2 separate regions of the Homo sapiens genome follow, and region 2 is linked to region 1. Evidence: chromatin contacts called from ENCODE Hi-C data. All regions are on one chromosome and are shown on one strand. The core of a region is the stretch at or near the end of the contact, and the rest is flanking DNA. Distances in the headings are between cores, read along the strand shown. Region 1 holds the start of ESF1 (ESF1 nucleolar pre-rRNA processing protein). Region 2 holds the start of LINC00652 (long intergenic non-protein coding RNA 652).

What was found. A loop is a pair of places that touch in the nucleus more often than their neighbours do. Pooled maps may share reads with other maps.
Region 2: a map of CD8-positive, alpha-beta T cell shows a loop between it and region 1 (7-fold over the local background). The contact joins the promoter of LINC00652 here to the promoter of ESF1 in region 1. A Hi-C loop is called at or near these places in 3 of 168 maps with a recorded cell type or tissue (CD8-positive, alpha-beta T cell and naive thymus-derived CD4-positive, alpha-beta T cell) and 7 of 50 pooled maps.

The regions. Positions count from the first base shown.
Region 1 is chr20:13,778,506-13,786,187 of GRCh38, reverse strand. ESF1 (ESF1 nucleolar pre-rRNA processing protein) reads left to right here and starts at 1,269. Exons shown (of 14, transcript NM_001276380.2): 1 at 1,269-1,308; 2 at 3,005-3,684. The coding sequence starts at 3,048. It overlaps NDUFAF5 (NADH:ubiquinone oxidoreductase complex assembly factor 5), which reads right to left and starts at 1,160. Exons shown (of 11, transcript NM_024120.5): 1 at 898-1,160. The coding sequence starts at 1,119. RefSeq lists enhancers at 250-939, 935-1,224.
Region 2 is chr20:18,790,315-18,797,996 of GRCh38, reverse strand. It overlaps LINC00652 (long intergenic non-protein coding RNA 652), which reads left to right and starts at 3,413. Exons shown (of 4, transcript NR_026883.1): 1 at 3,413-3,829; 2 at 4,194-4,332. It overlaps LCDR (lysosome cell death regulator), which reads right to left and starts at 3,948. Exons shown (of 1, transcript NR_026885.1): 1 at 1,932-3,948. RefSeq lists an enhancer at 3,733-4,272.

The DNA.
Region 1 (7,682 bases), core at 20-2,519:
ATACTTGACTCCAACTTTGTTCCACTCCTGAATAAAAATTTACTGAGGCCTGAACTTGAGAATGCGTGTCCTGAAAGTAGAAACCCTCAGTCTCTGGCTCACCTGGGCAGGGAGAAAGGTTTCTCAAACGAGCCAAGACAAATCAGAAATCTTAATTTGATCTTCCTAAAACATAAGTCAGATCACTCCACTGATTAAAACAAGAGCTTCACATTCCCCTAGAGCAGTGCTGACCAAAAATCATGAGAGCCACATATGTAATTTCAAATTTTCTAGTAGCCACATAAGAAAAAAAGTAAAAACGAGAGAAATTTTAATTGAAAAATTTAAATTTATATTTAATATATTTCATGTGACCCAATATATCAAAAATAATCACTGCAACATGTAATCAATATAAAAGCTCTTAATGAGCTATTTTACATCCTTTTTTCATACTAAGTCACTATACTCGTGTGTATTTTACAACACATCTCAATTGGACTAGTCACCTTTCAAGTGTTCAACAGCCACATGTGTGGCCGGCAGTTACCATACTGGCTGGACAGTGCAGATACAGAAGAAAACCCCAAGTCCCTATCCTGCAAGGCCCTGATGATTTGGGTCCTCCTAACCTTCTCTCCCACTCTCTCCCTCTCCGGAGCTTCACTGGAGGCCTCTATAAGGTCCTTTCAGCCTCAAGGACGTTGCCGAAATGAATGCATGAATGAATGAAAGCATGTTACAAATATCCGAGGCCAGGCCTTGCGTGATTACAGTAGAGGCCGAAAGAGGCAGGGCTGCTGGTCAAGGTCAGACGGCTAGGTGGGGTGAGCTCGGGGCCTAGCCGGAACTAGCGGAGAGGAAAACAAGCCTCCGCGTCGCCCGCCCCGCCGCCCCGCCGCCCCGCGGGCTCACCTCCTCCTTCAGGTAGTCAAATTTGGTCGGCTCGGGCTGCCGGGCTGCCCAGTTCTTCTGTTTCCTTTTCAAATCCCGGTCGAAAATATTCAGGGTTCTGGGCGAGGTGCTACCGCGGGGAGAGACACCAGAGGTGACTTCCCTACGGCCAAGATTCTCCGCTGGGACCCTCGCCGCCCAAGGTCGCCGACATAAGCGCCAGAGCCCTGCCGGCCGCAGCATCTCCAGCTGCGACCCCAATTGCCGGCGCTTTTTGTGCGCATGCGCCAGCGCGGCTTTTGTGTCTACTCCAAAGATCTTCTCGAGGGAACGTGCAAGTAGTTTGGCCTAGTTCGCTTGCCATTACGGCGGAGCGTCACGCGGAGGATTGTGGGTGTGAGCCCCACGTGAGGCTTGGTAGGACTGCGGACGGTGAGTGGGGATGGACTGGAGTTGAAGAGCTCGAGATGAAGGGCTTGAGGGCGTGTGTGTGTGTGGCGCGGGGAAAAAACTAGTCTCTAACAGGATCTCTTTCGGATCTGCGAGGGGTTTTGCCCCTTCCTCCTGAGCCTTTTTCGGTCTCATTCTTCAGTCTTCATCGATCCTTTTCAGGGTCGCTTCTCGAATCAGTCTGTTAGCTGCCCCCCTGCGGTACAGGAGGTGGAAAGGAGACCCTAGTTCAGGGGCCAGCCCTGTGTTCTCCGAATTAGAGAGCGGGCAGAAGGGGAGGGTGGGCTACGGGGATGCGGGCGCGTGTCGGGAGTGAGGTCCGGTCGCCTTCCCCTCTCTCGGATTATCTGACATATAATGAGTGCTTTCCTTCTAAACATTTACAATACATGCAGTACTTCTCCTGGTTGAGGTGGTACCTACCTCGTAAGATTGCTCAGAGAGTTAAGTGCTGTAATACATCGAAAAATGTGTAAATGCACCAGCGATAGCTTCCTTTTTTTTCCTAGTTAGTGTAATTAAAAGGACTTGATTTTTAAATAAGAAATATTGCCCTTTTAATCATTTTGGGGGGGGGTTGCTTAATAATCAACGACTTTTGGCTCTTTGCAAAATTCCCATCCAGAGATGCTAAACCATTGGAGACTTTTCACAAGGGAACAATATTAATTTATACACACATATGTATATGTTCTAGTATGTTTTGGGGGAATGAGCTCACTTGGGCCTTCATCACTGGTAGAATCAGATATTATAGAAAGAAGTGATATTTATTAACTGGTGTGAGACTTTACCTGGAGACTCAAATTTACTTTTTATTTTTAAACTTTTTATTACTTTTGAAGGATGATCGAATTTAAAAAGGAAACTTTCTTAGCTAAACCTGAGTTGATTTTGGTCTGTTTAGTTAGAATGCTAGTCTTACAGAACTAAAGGCTGTTTGTTGGCAGTAGCCGGAGATAAGGAGTAAGCAGAATGAGACCAGAATGTGAAGAAACAAATGAGGCCAACGGAGGCTAGGGAATCTTTCTTTCTTACTTTTTTTTGGTAGACAGGGTCTCACTCTGTTGCCCCAGCTGGTGTGCTGTAGTGCCGTTAGGCTCACTCTAGCCAAGACCTCCCGGGTGGAAGTGATCCTCTTGCCTTAGCCTCCAAAGTAGCTGGGACTACAGGCGCGCGCCACCATGCCGGGCTCATTTTTGTATTTCTTGTGGGGATTCACCATGTTACCCAGGCTGGTCCTGAACTCCTGGGCTCAAGTGATCCGCCCGCCTTGGCCTCCGAAAGTGCTGGTGAGCCACCGCACTCGGCCTAGGGAATCTTAACTACATTTGCCTTCAATTAGTAACACATACTGGTATACAAATAGAAATTCTAAGTGAGAGCAATGGATGAATAAACATTTGTTCCCCTCCATAAAGCCCTGGGATTCTGCTTTGTCTACCTTAAGTTTATTTCTCTAAATGATCTGTCATGGAAAGAGGATATTTTGGTATGTTTCTGCTTTTTTGCATGTGACCCAGAATACGTTGGAGAGATGAAATTAGACTTGTTACCTCTATTTTATGTACACTTAACTTAGAATATATTAACTTAGAATATATTGTGAATGTGTTTTAAAACATTTAATTATTGTACTAACCATTATTACCATTAAAACATTTGTTTTATTTTTCAGTATTTGTTTTCTTCAAGCATTTGGTCGAGATTAAGAATTAAAAATGTCATCCAAACAAGAAATAATGAGTGACCAGCGGTTTAGACGGGTTGCAAAGGACCCGAGATTTTGGGAAATGCCAGAAAAGGATCGAAAAGTCAAAATTGACAAGAGATTTCGAGCCATGTTTCATGACAAGAAGTTCAAGTTGAACTATGCCGTGGATAAAAGAGGGCGCCCCATTAGCCATAGCACTACAGAGGATTTGAAGCGTTTTTACGACCTTTCAGATTCTGATTCCAATCTCTCTGGTGAAGATAGCAAAGCATTGAGTCAAAAGAAAATAAAGAAGAAAAAAACCCAGACTAAAAAAGAAATCGATTCAAAAAATCTAGTTGAGAAAAAGAAAGAAACCAAGAAGGCTAATCACAAGGGTTCTGAAAATAAAACTGATTTAGATAATTCTATAGGAATTAAAAAAATGAAAACCTCATGTAAATTTAAGATAGATTCAAACATAAGTCCGAAGAAGGATAGCAAAGAATTTACACAAAAAAATAAGAAAGAGAAAAAAAACATTGTTCAACATACTACAGACTCTTCTCTCGAAGAAAAACAAAGGACATTAGACTCAGGCACCTCTGAAATTGTGAAATCTCCCAGAATCGAGTGTTCTAAGACAAGAAGAGAAATGCAATCAGGTAGGTTGGAAAAAATTAGAGATTCTTGGGTGTTACATTATTTATTTTTATACTGATCTTTCAAAAATGTAAACACATTAATAAGTATTTTCATAGTATTATGGAATGGTCAAATGCTTATCTGGAAATACAAAGCTATAAAAGAAATATGCAGTGATTATTAATTTTTGATGTGGTGCTAGAAGACAGACATGAAAATTTGAATCTTGAAGTTAAACAGTGATTTTGATTAGTGGTGAGCCCTAATGAGAACTATATTCTCTAACCAGATAAAGTGTTATATGTCATCACATGATAAGAAGAGATGTGTCTAAAGAGGGTAAGTAGGCCGGACATGGTGGCTCACGCCTGTAATCCCAGCACTTTGGCAGGCCAAGGCGGGCAGATCACTTGAGGTCAGGAGTTCAAGACCAGCCTGGCCAACATGGTGAAACCCCATCTCTACTAAAAATAAAAAAAAATAGCCAGGCATGGTGGCGCACACCTGTAGTCCCAGCTATTCGGGAGGCTGAGGCAGGAGAATTGCTTGAACCTGGGAGGTGGAGGTTGCAATAAGCTGAGATTGCACCACTGCACTCCAGACTGGCTGACAGAGCGAGACTCTGTCTCAAAAGTAAAATAAAATAAATAGGGTAAGTAGGACTCCGTCTCAAAAATAAAATAAGAGGGTAAGTAGAGTTGAGTACTCATTCATTAATTTGTTCAGTTGCTTTGCCACTAGTATGTGGCAGGCAGAATATGAGTAAGGCGTCGTCACCCATCTCAGGGCTGTCGCTAGCTTATATGATGCCTTTATGCAAATTAGAAAAAGGCATGCTCTCTGGACACACAGAGCTCCCAGGGGTCACACTTTGGTGAAGAGATGGCGCCTTTGAAGCAACAGATTTTTTGCCCCTGAGCAGACACAGCCCCCTCCAGAGTGCATGGCTTGGTGAGTGTAGGATGGCCTTGATTTTAGCCCTTCTTGTCCTTTTATAAATGCCCCTGTGCGGATAACAGCCTGCTAAACTTTGTGCAGTGGCCCCTGTCTAAAGCAACATTGTCTAGTAGAAATACATAATTTTGGATTTTCTAGTAACCACATTAAAAAGTAAGATGAAACAGGTAAAATTATTTTAAATAATATATTTTATGTAACCCAATATATCAAAATTATTTCAATATGTAATCAATATAAAAGTCAATGTATATTTTACATCCCATTTTCTACTCATTTCATACTAATACTATTTTCATATTAATGTCAAGTTAGACAAAACGCATTTCAAGTGCTCCGTTACCACATGTGACTACTGGCTACCATATTGGACAATATAGATCTAAAGTAGAAGAAAGTCAGAACCATAATACAAAATGCAATAATAGTAAGTGCCGTAAAAGATGTTTAGCAGAAAGCCATGGAAATCTGGAGGAAGAAGTCACTCAAGATGTGGTAATCAGAAAAATTCATAGGGGACGCACTACTTTGGGGTGTGGAAAAATTTAAGTTTGAGGACCAGAGTGTGCTACATGGAAAGAACTTTTTGAGCAAAGATGTGATTGGGCATGTTCAGAAGAGGTCAGTAGTCCCGTTTGATTAGATAATAAGGTCTTGAAGGGCCAAAATGAGTAGCAGCGAGAAATGATTGTTTGGAACTAGGTGAGAGACAGCTGGCTCTAGTTTGCATTACGTGTTTACTAATTAAAATTTTTTGTCACCTCCAGCAGCAAGCAATTTTGAGTGTTGATGTTGCTGATAGTTGAAGATGTAACTGAAAACCAGTAGTAGTTCACATGAGCCAGACCTGTGATTACAGGATCCAAGGAGGGGTCTTGATAGGCCGAGAGGTCTTGATAGGCCAAGAGGTCTTGATAGCCCAAGAGTTCTTGATAGGCCAAGAGGTTTTGATAGGCCAAGAGGTCTTGATAAGCAGAGATCACACTGTGAGGGTAGAAGGTATCAGGCAGTGGAGTGAATTCTGGATAGCAAGGACTAGGGAGTCAGTGGTGGTATCCCATTTTACATTTGTAGTGGAACCAGGCAGCAGACCTCTTGAGGTGTGGGAAGAAAGGATAGGAATCCGGTTACTAAAATTGAAGAATAAGATTGGAGTGGGACCGGCAGCAAAGTTGATTTGACACTGAATTAGTGAGGTAAGTTAGTCTAGCATCCACTTCATTTGGGGCACTGAATTAATATAACATAGCTATATAATCCTTTAGATTGATTTTACAGACTTTTTTACATATCTTTTCTCATTTAATTTTCTTAGTTACCTTGAGCAATAAGACTGTATCAGCGAACAAGATTAAAGTGACTTATGTAAGGACATGCAGACCTGGAACTGCAACTCAAGTCTTCTGACTCCTTCTACCCCACCACATTGCTTGCAGTAATTTTGTTGGTTCCACAGTCTAGGAAAGGCATTACTCATAAATAAGGATTACACGGCTCCATATATAATCTTCTGTTCATTATCCATTCATCAGTTATTACAGCAATTACTGTGTGCAAGGGCCTTTTTAAGTGCTGTGAAGTAAAGGTGATGTGAGGACTTGCAGTGTGATATTTGTCATCATGAAATGTTCATGCCCAGCACTTGCACTCCTCAGAATCTATTTTACATAAATAATTGGATGTGTGCAAAGAATGTGCATTGCAGCATTATTTTTAAAATAAAACGGTAACTGGCTGGGCACAGTGGCTCACCTTTATAATCCCAGCACTTTGGGAGACCGAGGCGGGTGGATTGCTTGAGGTCAGGAGTTTGAGACCAGCCTAGCCAACATGGCAAAACCCGGTCTCTACTAAAAATACAAAAATTAGCTGGGCATAGTGGTGCACACCTGTAATCCCAGCTACTTGGGAGGCTGAGGCACGAGAATCACTTGAACCCAGGAGGTAGAGGTTGCAGTGAGCCAAGATCGTGCCACTGCACTCCAGCCTGGGCAACAGAGCAAGACCTTGTCTCAAAAAATGAAAATAGAAATTAAAATGGTAACAAATCATTAAGAGATTAATTAAATATATGCAAACATCTGTGATCTATGAAGTTTTAAAAATAGGTTCCAAAATAACGATATGACCAGTTATTTTAAACAAATTAGTATTTAAATTAAAGAAAAGAAATTTAGGGATATGGTTGTATACTAAAATAACCAGTTATCTTTGAATGAAAAATTACTGCTAGTCACCTTTGTTTTATTTATTAACCATATTTTCCTAACTTTTTTTGGTTTGTAATGATCATTCATTATGTTTATAATTGGGGGAAAATGGTAAAGCAGTTTTTTTGGTTTTTTTTTGTTTTTTGTTTGAAGTAGCTGGATAAGTAGTAATGTTTACAGTCACTACTAGAGCAATACTGTCTAGGAATAGAGACATTTATATTTGTGTAACCCCACATTATCTTGCACAAGGCTGTGTACATTGTGGGCTCTAAGCAGATACTTTTTGGGGTTTTTTATTTTTATTTTTGGAGACAGGGTCTCGCTCTGCTGCCCAGGCTGGAGTGCAGTGGTGCAATCACAGCTCACTGCAGCCGCAACTTCCTGGGCCCAGGTGATTCTCCCACCTCAGCCTTCCGAGTCACTGGGACCACAGGTGCACCCCACCATGCCTAGCTAATTTTTGTATTTTTGTAGAGACAAAGAGTTTTGCCATGTTGCCCAGGCTTGTCTCAAACTCCTGGGCTCAAGATCCTCCCATCTTGGCCTCCTAATATGATGGGATTACAGGCGTGAGCAGCTGTGCTCGGCTGCAGATACTTATTGAATGAATAAATACTCTGAATGCAGTTGATATTGTTAAAAACATTGAAATGGAAGACCTCTTTAAGTCTCTTATGCAACACTTTATTATTATATAACCCAAAGTGTGGTATGTGTACCATTGTCATAAGTGAGAAGATTTTTGATGATACTCAAACTTCTAAAATATTAATAGTTATGTACTGTGTCAACATCTTAGAAAACAATGTAATTACCCTATCACTTCTGTGACTTTAGGAATATTGTTT
Region 2 (7,682 bases), core at 2,164-4,663, 5.0 Mb before region 1:
CTGAACATAAGGCTGGTAGTGAGGGGCCCACCCAGGGAAAGTTCCAGACATGGAGGAGCTTAGTTTATACTCCCTAGATTAATCATCCAGAAACGTCACCCCATCTGAGTGAGTGTGGAGACAAACTGGAGGAAAATCCTTTGAGGAAACCAGAAAGCAGAGACAGGCTGTCCCCTCTAGTAAATCCTAGCTAAAGTGGGGTGGAAGTGGGAGGATAAACACAAGGGAACCTTGTACAGTGGTACCTGGGCATTTCCTGATTTTGCCCAAAATTCCTTTCCTGTGCCTTGGTTTCTTCTCCTTTTCTCCCCTCAGGTTTTGCTGGGGTTTTCACAACTCAGGCTGGGGGTTTCCTCAGAGGCCATCACTCCCTCCCACAGCCTCACTCTGCCCTGGCAGAATGGATACTCCCTCTGTAAAATAAAAACTCCACTTTAATGGCTAGCTCTGTGACCTGTAAACTAAGAGAACATTCAATGATGTAGGTGTCAAAACAGGCTAGCTTGAGTTTTATATAATAAACTGGGGAACAATAATATTTTTCCTGGGAGGTCCAGAGTGAGGATCTGTCATAAGCAACTGGTCAGCAGAAACTAGAAGTTTAGGCAGAAAAGATTCTGTAAATAAAAAATGTGAACTAAGCATTGAGACCAACACTGCCGGATAGAATTTTCTGAGGTAACAAAAGTGTTCTGTATCTGTGCTGGCCAAAGCAGTGGCCACTAGCTGTATGTGGCTACTGAGCATTTAACACATGGCTGGTGCAAATGATAAATGGAATTCTTAATTTTATTTAATTATAATTAACTTAAATTTAGTCACATATGATTTCCCATCAGAACTGTAGGAAACAACCCCAACATGGTCATAAACTACTGTAAGGAAGTTACACAGGAATCTGGTGGATGTAGTCTTTAATCACTTAATTACACCAAACATAGAAAAACCCATTCCTAAAACCCCCAATAACTATTACACATGTGAAACAGAAACCAGCTCCCACTGGTGGGATGTGATCCATCTGAGGGCACTCCCATTTTGGGGCAAGGCAAAAGGCATAAAGACACACATATATACTTAAAATGGTACTGTTGCACACATCTTTGAATAAGACATACACATGCATAAATGGGTGATTACTGAGTAACTTCTGAGTTAAACTGTGTAAGGTACAACTGCCTATAAAGCCAACATATTTAACTCTTACAGCCCTTCCCAAAATGTCCCTAATGCTTTAAAGATGTCTTGGTTATGAATTGCCACAATAATGCTACACAACAAACCTCCCCGGAACTTAGTGGCTTAAAGCAATAAGCATTTATTTAGCTCATGAGTTAATGTGTCAGCAATTTAGGCTGGGTTCAGCTGGGTGATTCTTCTGGTCTCCTCTGGGCCCACTTAAATCTGGCAGTTATCTGACTTATCATCAGCTGTGGCAATAGTGGTGCTTGGACCATGTGACACTCATTCTCCCCAGGCTAACCAAGGCACACTGTCATCATGAAAGCAGAGATATGAGCAAACAATCCCAACTCCCCAGTGCTCTTCAAACCTTTGCTTGCACCTATTGGCCAAAGAACATCACATGGGAAATCCTAGTGTCATAGTGAGAGGCCACTACCAGGCTACATGGCAAAGGGTAGGTGTAAAGAGTCGGGACCAATAATGCAATTAATTGACCACACCCACAGGACAGTGTCAAGCCTTGGAAACCTTTCTTTCTTTCAAAAAAAAAAAAAAAAATCACCGAACTGTACCAAACTCATGTGCGAATATATTTTTTACATCCCAGTAACTCATTTGAGACTTTTAAACACATAGAACAAAGATCATGCCCTCCCTTCCTTCCCAGATATCATCACTGCAGGAATCTGGCCCATATAAAAGCATTCCTATTTTAGGACAAAACTAAACAAAGGCCCAAAGACATATGAATATCTAAAATTGAAAAAGTTTATTTATCTTTGAATATATCACAAGTATACTCAACTGGCAATATTTTTTTTAATTAGGTAAAATGTACAAGGTGTATCTTCCCACAAATTAATGAAACTGATTTTGAACAAACAAAATTGACACACAGATACATTTTCTAAGTGATGCACTTTTCCAATGATGTCAGCATTACTCAAAACATTTTTTAGAATATAAACATATAATTGATTTTATAATTGCTGTCAGAAACAAAGGCACATTCTTTTACTGTCCCAGAACATTCAAGATGCTTTCAATTTATTACAAGTACCAAAAGCAGCCACAACTCAAATGGCTCAAGCAGTTAAAGGAATTATTCTTTCCCATAAAAGCGGTCCTGAGGTAGGGCTACAGTGGCTGAACTTCTGCTATGATAAGTATTCAGGGGTTTCCCAGGACACAGCATCAATGCTAAAACTGGCAAAATCCCAATGGACTGATCCCTTCAATGGATGACAGGACCCTCTATGGCTGAAAGACTCTAAAGTTCTTAGTTCTTAGCTGTGACAGGACAGAGAACCGACATGTCCCACCTGCAGCCACACCCATCCCCTTATTATTACTAGATCTTATCAAAAGCTGACTTGAAGAGGAAAAAAGGCCAAAAGACTTCTTTTCTTCACCTAACCGCCGATGCCCTCCTTTTGGTTTTATGGTTCCAACCTGACAGCTACTCTGGGCTACAAAGAGCCCCTTCTTGACAGATGACTGCCAGCTGCAGGCTAGATCAGACTGGTCTCTGGAGATTGCACAGATCGTGAACTTGTGCCCTATGTTTCACCTTTTTGCATTTACAGCCTAATTATAATACATTTAAATGTTAAATCTTCACCCCAGAGTGAACACAGGTCATCCGCTTTTGGATATTCTTCATATGTAAGCCCAGTGCGTGTCTCTAACGAGTTTCCTCCATGAATTTTCATAGGCTTCTCCTGTATGCTACAGAATACGTATATCCTACCTCTCCACCTAGCATAAATACCTACCTTTTCTCCTTCAAAGTATGCTTTATGGCCTCAGGTAGAGGCCTGCTTCCTGCCTGCAAGTTGTAACCTCTTAGAAATAGTTATATTTTGTTTATTTTGATTCTTTTCAGTCGACACATGCAAACAGGAACGAGTTGGCTACTTGAGGGTTGGTTCCTTGTGCATCTCAGTGAGTCTTGAAAAACCCCAGATCCGTCCTTCCTTCCTGCCGCATGTCATCCTAAGGCCAGTGTCTGTCAGGGAGGCAAGGCAGCAGCAGTACTTTTGGGAAACATCCAGAATAACATTAAAAAGCCCCTTTTTCCCCACACGTGTCTTTTATCCAGAGGGTCTGTTTTCCACAAGTTCTTCAGTGATTTCTCCCCAGTCTCATTGGCTGGGATTGGCTTTCACGCCTCTTAACAGGATTGACCATGGTTCATCAAGGGTCAACTTGAAAGCTGAACCCTGCCAACTTTCCCTGAATCTCCTGACTATGGTGGAGGAGTGTGGATCCTGGAACTAAACTGAGGTGATAGGGAGGAAAAGAGAGAAATCAACAGTAAACGCTGCACATCCTCTGTCTGGTAAATGTGCATCACTGATTGTATCCAATCTAGATTCAACCAGAGAGACGGAAGCATTAAGAATGACATAGAATATGGAATTTGCTATAGGGATTTGAGCTTCTACATTTGCGGGAAGGAGCGAGTTGAACACTTAGGAACAGCTGTTGCTGCCGTGTCTGGTGGGGGGCCTGAGAGTGGCAGGACAAGCAGCCTGCCCCAGAAGTGGAAGAAACTGAAAGTGGAGTCCTGAGAGCTGAATCTGCCGCAGGCCCGCGGGCCGCCCGGGAATTAGGAAAGTTAGAGGGGATCCACGCCCACAAGGTAAGCCAGCAGATGGGGACAATTCCCCGGGCTGCGACAGTCCCTAATGTCGGGCACCTACCTTTCAAGCCTACGAGACGACAACACTGCGTCACTTCCGCCTCACGAAGCCCGCATCAGGTCACGTGGCGTGTGCTAACCCCGGAAACCTACAGGCAAGGAATTCTGGGAAACGTAGTTCCCGCTTAGCTAGGTTGACATGGTACAAAGCCACATTACCACGCTAAGTGTGGCTTTGATTTTTAGAAACCGCCTCATGCTAAGTCTAGGGAATACAGTGGTTGAATGGGGTGAGCGCTGACCTTTAGCTATTCTGGAGGAACATGTCACTTTCACTTATTTTCTTTCATGTTTTCCCACCCAGTGCTATGGACTCTGATCGCCCAACCAGAGCAAACCCAGAAGGACAACTCTCCAAGCCTTTCAATCACTCCCACTAACCCGTATTGTGGACACACTATTGTGAGGCCTACTAAGGATGTACTGCTGATGACCTTTTGAAGGTAAGTCAAATGCAGTTAATCCTAAGAGGTTGGTTAGCCCCCTGCATCTTACTGAACACAGTAAATCAAAAGCGCTGTGCCCTTGAGACAAATATGATAAATTCCCTCTGCAGTTTTGAAATGTTTATCAATGCTAAACAAGGTAGGGGGATGTGGGGAGCATGAAAACAGAAAGACAAGGTCTGACAGACACATGGGAGAGATGTCTGTTTCAGAGGCTTAGTTCAAGTGGTTACTGTATTTAGGCTATTTAATTTAAAGGTGGTTACTGTATTTACATACACATCAGAGAAGTCCAAAATTTTAAAGTAAAGATCAGTTTGCAAAGATCTTGTCAAATTATTCGTTTTAAAATGAGGACCCTTATAACAACACAGGTACTTGAAAATATTTTGCTAATGAAAGAAGCTGGACACAAAAGATTACACCATGTACAATTTCATTTATATGAAGTTCTAAAACAGGCAAAACTAATCTATGGTGGGAAAAAAATCAGAATAGAGTTCACCTTGGGAGTTGGGGGTAGACTTAACTGGAAAGGGGCCTAAGGACACCTTCAGGGATAATGAGTGTATGCATTTGTCAAAATTCACCATAGGGGTGAAGAGCACTGATGTCTGCCACTTATTTGAAAAGCATCAAAAAATAAGATGGATTGATGGATGTATACAAGCGTAGGTAGACATATACATAAAACAAATACAGCAGAATATTAATTGCAGAATCTATGTGGCGAGTATATAGTTCAGCCCAGGTCTGAGTCATAGACAGATGGATGTCATAGATAGATAGTCATAGATAGATACCGAAATACTGATTGGGGAAGAGATAGTAAAGAAGTCATGGGAAAAGGATACAAAAAAAGAGAGAAAAGTGGCCGGGCACAGTGGCTCATGCCTGTAATCCCAGCACTTTGGAAGGCCAAGGTGGGCGGATCAGGAGGTCAGGAGAACGAGACCATCCTGGCTAACACGGTGAAACCCCGTCTCTACTAAAAAAAAAGAAAAAATACAAAAAATTAGCTGGGCACGGTGGCGGGCACCTGTGGTCCCAGCTACTTGGGAGGCTGAGGCAGGAGAATGGCGTGAACCTGGGAGGCGGAGCTTGCAGTGAGCTGAGATCAGGCCACTGCACTCCAGCCTGGGCGACAGAGCGAGACTCCGTCTCAAAAAAAAAAAGAGAGAGAAAAGTTACTGTCAGTTAATAGGAAGATATCAACAGACAGTCCAGACATTCAGAATATTTAATGTGATTCACTCTAACCTTTAAATTATATGATATACAATCAACCTGATGAGCTCCATTTCTCTCATAGTTACTAGGTGCTTGCTATGTGACTACCCTAAGCCAAGCACTTTTGCAAGCATTGTCCACAGCACGCTAAGAATCCTCCTCTACTTATTCTACTCTTAATAGCCCTATATTTGTCCATTATAACATAATGTGCTGCATAACAGACCACCACAAAACTCAGTGGTGATCTGAGTGGCTCACAATAGTAAACAATTATTTCTTGATTACATGTTTTCAGAGTGGCTAGTGGTTGGCCCATGTAGGCTGAGCTCAGCTGGTCCATCCTTCTTGGACCCACAGACTCCCTGGGGCATGTTCTTCTCATGATGATGACTGCAACACAAGAGGGCAAGACATCCTACACAAGCACATTTCAAGATTTTGCTCACATCATCTCTGCTAAAATTCCTTTATCCAAAGCAAGGAACACAACTGGTTCAAATAAGCACAGGCCTCCAAATATCCAGATCTAAAAATGGAGTGTTCACCTCAAGCTCCTTATTTATCACTGCAAGAGATTCTGGGGCTGGCAGCTAGTGACATGAGCTGGAATCCTCTTCCTGAAATTGCTGTCTTCTTGGATGGGCTCTCCACATCTTCCACCACGAAGTAAAAACAATTCTTGTGGGTGTAAGTAGACCAATTCAAGTGGACAATTTTGTTTTGCCTCTTTCAGCTTCCCCCAAGGTAGAATCCCAAGGGGACAATTACAAACATCTGGCCAAGAGAAGGAATACAGGCCACTTATTTTTCTGCTTTAGGAGAAGTCAATTAGAGTTTCCATTTCCTCAGTTAAATGTCACCTTTTTACAACATCCTGGAGGGAGAGTTGGCAGCCCTGTCATTAGGGGGAAAAATTCTTTCAGGGAAAGGCTTATTGTCTAAAAAGATACAGAAGGGTCCAGAGATGAAAGGACCTTCTCATGCTGTCTGAGTTTCCCAGAGTTCTCGGTTTCTATTTTGAGCTGAACATTTGGCTTCCCTGGTATCCTCAAGTGAGCTTTTTCAGCTCAGCCTCCCTGCATCACTTTTCTACCATTTGCAAAAAAAGGATAATAAGACTTGCTGCTGGGTAATGCATATAAAATGCTCTAAGGAGCTTGGAGGGAAGGTAGGCTTCTCAAGGGGAAAGCTGTCAGCGTGTTTTATCCTGATCTCCAGATATTTTCAGTGTCTGGTACCCCTCATTAGAGCATCTGGTCCTTTCTCAGAGAAGTTAGATGAAAGCCAAAATAAATGGAGCAGAGAGGATCCCTTCTCCTGCCTCTGCTGCAAAGGAGATATGTCAAGTTGAGTGATGAACGATTACTCTTCTTCACTTGCTAACACTTTGTACCCTATTTTCAAATTAAGGAGCACATTGTTGGTGCACCCAAAAGGTTAAACACTCCCACTTCTTTGCTGTAGTCACTAATTGGTGCTTTATCACAATTTCTGTGGAGGGAACATCTTGTCTGCAGAATCCTTCCTCCACGGAGCTGGATGAGATTTTGAGAGCATCTCAAGTTTCTAAAGTTAGATCATGAATCACTCTTCTGCTTGTAAGGAGGTATTGCACCTAAAAAGTCCCCGTCTGTTATTAATAATTGTCTGCAACTTATTTTGAACTGTATCAAAAAATAAGATGGATTGATGCATTTTTTAAAATTCTTTTTAAAAATTATTCGGAAAATTCTTCCTTTTTCTATTATGGGGGACTTATTCTCTCTCTCTCTCTCTCTCTCTCTCTCTCTCTCTCTCTCTCTCGGTATTTTACTTATCTATAGAACAAGAACTTCTTCCCTTTTCAAAATATTGGGAGACAAGGAGGTGGGCATCTGGAATTCTCATAATGCTGCCAGTGGGAGTACAACACGGTTCCACTTTGGAAAACGGTTTTTAGTATCTAAAATTGCTAAGCATCTTTTGTGCATGTATCTCTATAAGTGGAACTTCTGGGTTCTAAAGGATAGTTCTAGGGATATGCCTAACAGAAATACCTGCATATTTTCACAAAAGACACATATCAGAATGTTTTAATCAGTCAAATCTAGAAACTAGACATGGTTTCTAGATGT